Regions from separate parts of the Homo sapiens genome. Here region 1 is linked to region 2. The links are chromatin loops, found by intact Hi-C in ENCODE. Cell type or tissue: IMR-90. All regions are shown on one strand. Links, peaks and the distances in the headings refer to the core of each region. The heading gives the core; the rest is flanking DNA.

The links. Peaks named below come from ENCODE experiments on the same cell type or tissue, not always from the same donor. Only the 100,000 strongest peaks of a DNase experiment are listed, where the experiment ranks them.
Region 1: a loop joins it to region 2, with 2.6 times the contacts of the local background. A loop is called at or near these places in 10 of 110 quality-filtered maps.

Annotation. Positions count from the first base shown.
Region 1 is chr20:34,768,159-34,771,070 of GRCh38, forward strand. It overlaps NCOA6 (nuclear receptor coactivator 6), which reads right to left. Exons shown (of 15, transcript NM_014071.5): 5 at 306-428. Among named protein-coding and RNA genes, the nearest start is that of NCOA6, 56 kb to the right of the region's middle. In IMR-90, for the core only: a CTCF peak has its summit at 1,723 (motif pointing left); a DNase peak (open chromatin) is centred at 1,763; H3K27ac peaks cover 191 bases.
Region 2 is chr20:34,707,077-34,709,988 of GRCh38, forward strand. It overlaps TP53INP2 (tumor protein p53 inducible nuclear protein 2), which reads left to right. Exons shown (of 5, transcript NM_021202.3): 3 at 1,615-1,787; 4 at 2,160-2,448. The coding sequence starts at 1,664. Among named protein-coding and RNA genes, the nearest start is that of TP53INP2, 4.2 kb to the left of the region's middle. RefSeq lists silencers at 1,449-1,743, 1,843-2,402, 2,443-2,702. In IMR-90, for the core only: a CTCF peak has its summit at 1,634 (motif pointing left); no DNase peak of the experiment used is centred there; H3K4me3 peaks cover 880 bases; H3K27ac peaks cover 924 bases.

The DNA.
Region 1 (2,912 bases), core at 248-2,747, 61 kb after region 2:
TAGAAAATGTCTCACTTATTTCTATTTCCAACAGCACAGGTCATGTCACACAACAGGAAGTCAATAAATGTTTGCTGCATGGCTCAGTGTTCATCAACCTTTAAGCACGAGACCAAAAGATTGCAAAGATGCTTCATGCTGTGACCTCTAGCCTCCGGGAAGGACTCATGTCTAGCTTTCCTGATTCAGCAAATAGAGATGTTAAGTATGCCATGAACCCCCACCTATCTTGCAGGGCTCAAATGATCAAATAAGCCAAAAAAGGAAACTAGTAAAATGTCATACAATTGAGTGGGAGGTCTTACCTGGACCACTTGCCATAGGAAATCCCGCCTCCATCCTAACTGAATTTCCAGCTCCCATGGGTCCATTCATTCTCACATCTTGGCTTCGGTTCTGAGCCAAAGCCAGGTTAATAGCACCTTCCCCTGAAAATGAGTCAAGTGATAAAAAGGAAATCATTAGAATAAAATGCAAATTTTGTTTATAGACAGCTATATAAGTGCTTTAGTTTTCTGTGCTTTTGAAGAATTATGGTTAGTTTACCACCAGAAAAATGGTGGGTTCAATGTAGATGGGTCTTTCTTCAACCCATCTAAGCAGGTTTCATGAAGCACAAGGAGATATAACCAATTCTTACTTGTAATAGGGAAGCAGGGTGACCATGAATGATGCTTAGTATCAACAGAGATCCTGGAACTCTGAATATTTATTTTCAACCATCTTACCAATTGTGTGTGTGTGTGGGGTGTGTGTGTGTGTAATGGAAGAAAATGTTCTCAAAAACTCTCAAAATCCTAGACTTCCTTTTGGTAATTTATGATCAGAAGGTAGACACTAAATATAAGTAGGTTTAAAGAAGAAAGAACCTATACTGGTGTGGGGACACTAACACTTGTGAACAAAATACCAATTCCATTCAATAACTGCAATATAAACATATTTCCAGCAGGAAAAAAATCATGCAATGAAGAGGAGATAGGTTGCTACAAATCTACTTTCTGAGACACCTAATGACAGGACCAATACTTTTATAGGTTTTTGTTTTCTGAGATGGGGTCTCACTTTGTCACCCAGGCTGCAGTGCAGTGGCACAGTCATATAGCTCACCACTACCTTAAATTCCTGGGCCCAAGGGGTCCTGCTGCCTCAGCCTCCTGAGTTGCTGGGACCACAGGCGCACATCACTATGTCCGGCTACGTATAGGATTTTTTTTTTTTTTGAGATGGAGTCTTGCTCTGTCACTCAGGCTAGAGTGCAGTGGTGTGATCTTGGCTCACTGCAACCTTCATCTCCTGGGTTCAAGGGATTCTCCTACCTCAGCCTTCCGAGTAGCTGGGATTACAGGCGCCCACCACCACGCCCAGCTAATTTTTGCATTTTTAGTAGAGACGGGGTTTCACCACGTTGGCCAGGCTGGTCTCGAACTCCTGACCTCACGTGATCCACCCACCTCGGCCTCCCAAAGTGCTAGGATTACAGGCGTGAGCCACGGTGCCCAGCCTGCATAGGATTTTTAATTTTACCTTATTTGAGCTTCACAGTACCCTCATAGGTAATGTTACTAGAAGTGTTCCAATTAAGTAGACTCTAAACTTAGAGGCAACTTAAATCTTACTTGGTCCAATGATAAAAACGTCTCTGAAACAAGCAACAGAATGTTTCTTGCACTTAATCCAAAATTTTGACTATTGTTATTGTAAGAGAGCACCACCTTGTGGAGAGTTAAAATATAGCTAGTCTGTGGCTGCTGAGCTGAAAGGCTGCACTCACCCAAGTCCTTCTAAACTGTAGGGTTCTGATTCACAGGGTCTGATGGTAAAACAGAAAGTTAATGAGGTATGGCAGTTTCCTCTGTTCTGTCACTGATCTAGGTCAGCCTTCCTTTTTTTTTTTTTTGAGATGGAGTCTCGCTCTGTCGCCAGGCTGAAGCGCAGTGGTGCAATCTCGGCTCACTGCCATCTCCACCTCCCAGGTTCAAGCGATTCTCCTGCCTCAGCCTCCCGAGTAGCTGGGATTACAGGCACGTGCCAATACAAGCAGCTAATTTTTGTATTTTTAGTAGAGACGGGGTTTCACCATGTTTACCAGGATGGTCTCGATCTTTTGACCTTGTGATCCGCCCAAAGTGCTGGGATTACAGGCGTGAGCCACCATGCCTGGCTAGGTCAGCTTTCTATGTCTATTTTAACCAGGGAGGTTCACTGGTCACAGGGAACAAACAGCCTACCAAAAAGGAAGCAATCACTGGGAGCTACCAGATGCTATAGCTTGCCTCTAGAAGTCAGGCGTAAAAAGAGAAACAGAATACAGGTCATGAGGGTTTCCATTAAAGGAAGGGAACTATTAATATACAAAATTTGTTAAGACATTCTAAGTAGAAAGAATATTGTTCTGGAAAAGGACATCAGTTCGTATCATTCCTTAAAAACAGTTCCATTGCTTCCCACTAGTTTAGAAATAAAGGCCAAACTTCTTTTTTTTTTTTTGAATCGGAGTGTCTCACTGTTGCCTGGGCTGCAGTGCAATGGCGCGATCTCGGATCACTGTAACGTCTGCCTCCGGGTTCAAGCGATTCTCCTACCTCAGCCTCCCGAGTAGCTGGGATTACAGGTGCTTGCCACCACGCCCGGCTAATTTTTGTATTTTTAGTAGAAACGGGGTTTCACCATGTTGGCCAGACTGGTCTCGAATTCCTGACCTCAGACAATCCGCCTGTCTTGGCCTCCCAAAGTGCTGGGATTACAGGCATGAGCCACCGTGCCAGGCCAGGCCAAACTTCTTAGCCTATACAAGGCCTTAAATTATCTACCTAGCCAAGTGTTGTTCAACAGAAATATAATATGAGCCACATATGCAATTTAAAATTTTCTAGAAGCCACAGTAAGAAACAGATGAAATTATCATTTAT
Region 2 (2,912 bases), core at 237-2,736:
GGGAAGGATTGGTTAAGGGCTTACCTCGGTCTGGGTCCAACCCTCAGTGCTCATCCTTAAGGGCTCCTGGGAACTGACAGCTCCCTCCCTTCATCATCACCTCCCACTGACCTGCTGTCTCACTGAGCCCAAGCAACCTGATCTTCCTCCTACCCCTGGATGCTGCCCTTGAACAGGAGCCTGGGAAAAGGGGGTCAGAGGGGGGAGGGCCTGCCGGCATGCCATCTTTACACTTCATATGACAGACACAACCGAGGTGTGCCAAATCACATGGTAAGATGGTAGCAGTTCTATGGGATTTCTGCTGGCCAGTGCTTTTCAAACCACACAGGCTCCAGGAGTGGTTCTTAATCTCTGGGGTCAAAGATTGCTGTTTAGGAAATCATGATGAAAACCAAGGTCCTTTTTCCCAGAAAAATACACATGGACCATGACCCCTGGCCACCAAATTGAAAATATCAAATTCAGACAGACACCCAGAAAAGGCAATAGAATATAGTGATTCTGGGTGCTGCCTCTGGAATCTGATTGTGTGGATTCAATCCCACCTTTGTCTCCTACTAGCTCTGAGACTTTGGGACAGTTAACTTCTCTGAGCCTCAATTTCTTAACTGTAAAGTAAGGACAGTAATTATCCACTTCCTGTAGTTGTTGTGAGGATTACATGAGGTAATATAGGTAAAGCTGCTTAGCATAGTGCCTGGAACATAAATGTTAGCTATATCATTATTATTATTTTGAGACCAAGTTTCGCTCTGTCACCCAGGCTGGAGTGCAGTGGCACCTCGCAGGTTCCAGTGATTCTCCTGCCTCAGCCTGGGATTACAGGCACCTGCCACCACGCCCAGCTAATTTTTGTATTATTAGTAGAGATGGGGTTCACCACGTTGGCCAGGCTGGTCTTGAACTCCTGGCCTCAAGTGATTCACCCACTTCTGCCTCCCAAAGTGCTGGGATTACAGGCGTGAGCCACTGTGCCCGGCCTAGCTATATTATAATGATAACAAGCAGACAATATGGGCAATTTCCTCCCTGCCTGGAGAACTCCTATTTACTCCTCAGAGTGCAGCTTGGATGTCCAATTCTCTGGAGACCTTCCCTGGCAGAGCTGTGTCATGTGTCACTCTATGTTCCTAAAGCACCCTGTAATAATAACTAATTTATTAGTTTGTTGAGTGCTTACCATATGCCCAGACAGTTCTAAGCACTTTATAAGTGTTTAGCTCATTTAATTCTTCCTCCTCCATCTTTTTTTCTCATTCAATAACTTTGGTATAGCTCATTTAATTCTTATTAGAGCCTGGAGGAGGATACTATTATTAGCTTATTTAATTCTTATAAGAGCCCGGAGGAAGGTACTATTATCATTGTCTTTTGACAGATGAGAAAACTAAGGCACAGATAAGTTAAATAACTTTCTAAAATCATACAGAAGATAAAAAAAAAACCCTGGATTTGAATGCAGAAAGCACATCTTCCCAAAGCGTCCGCACACATCCCCGTTGTGTGTACCCTTCTCCCTGCTCTGGGGGTGATATCTTCTGGCCTCTTCCCCAGGCCAGGAGTGGGGTGAACCTCAATCAGTGGTGGCTCTCACGTCCTTCTGATTCCCAGGTTTTTGCACTGCCATAGGGCGCCCCCGTGAGGCGCTTCGCCCCCCACCATGTTCCAGCGCCTCTCCAGCCTCTTCTTCAGCACCCCCTCGCCCCCCGAAGACCCCGACTGCCCCCGCGCCTTCGTGTCGGAGGAGGATGAAGTGGACGGCTGGCTCATCATTGACCTGCCGGGTGAGGCCTGGGTCTGTCTCCTGGGCCTGTGAAGTCATTCTAAGGGCAGATGGCCTAGCAGCGGAGGGGAAGGGCGCTGCTGGGGGACGGGGGAGTCCCCCAAGCCTACTGGAGGTGGGGTCACGGGGCCCCTTCCCATGAAAGCCGGGGCTCTCTCCTGGCGGCCCAGGAGAGGCCCGCACGTCAGGTCCCCTAGGGCAGCAGGGCGAGACGCCTGGCCCGTGGGTGCCCCGGGGCGCTGCGGACGGGCTGCGGGTCTGACTAACGATGCCCTTTCTCTCCCCGCCCCCTTGTCCGGTGTGTGTGTGTGTGTGTGTGTGTGCCTCCTCGCTGCTCCCCTCCTCTGCACGGCTCCCATCCCGCGCCCCGTAGACAGCTACGCGGCTCCACCCAGCCCCGGGGCCGCCCCTGCCCCCGCGGGCCGCCCTCCGCCCGCGCCCTCCTTGATGGACGAGAGCTGGTTTGTTACCCCTCCCGCCTGTTTTACGGCAGAGGGGCCTGGACTCGGTCCCGCCCGCCTCCAGAGCAGTCCCCTGGAGGACCTCCTCATCGAGCACCCCAGCATGTCCGTTTACGTCACCGGCAGCACCATAGTGCTAGAGCCCGGGTCCCCTTCCCCGCTCCCGGACGCGGCCCTGCCTGACGGCGACCTCAGCGAAGGGTGAGCGGGCCGGGGGCGGAGCCTGGAGGCCCAGGGAGACGGATCTTGGAGGCCAGGGTCCAGGCTAGGAGGCTGGGGTAGTGGGGCCAGGAGCCCGCCCCGCGCTCGAGGGGGTAGCGGCCTTGGGAGGGTTGCCTTTGAGACAAAGTGGGGGGCCGGTGGGCCTCCGGGCGAGGCTAGAAGCGGGCCTGAGGACGGAGGGGCGGGGCTTGAGAGGGAGGGGCGTGGCCAAGAGGCTGGGGCCGGGGTTGGAGGCTTGAGGAGCGTGGCTGGAGCGCCTAGGGAGTGGGACTTAAACAGAAAGGCAAGGGTGGAATAGGGGGTGGGGGTCCAGTCTCCCCCGAGGTCCAGTTTACCTGTTAAGGGCTAGAACCGAGGAGGCACCTCCGGGTTGGTACCCACAAGAAGGGCGTCGGGCACCCCAATCTGAACAGACACAGAACTGAGCCGAAGCAAGGGTGGGA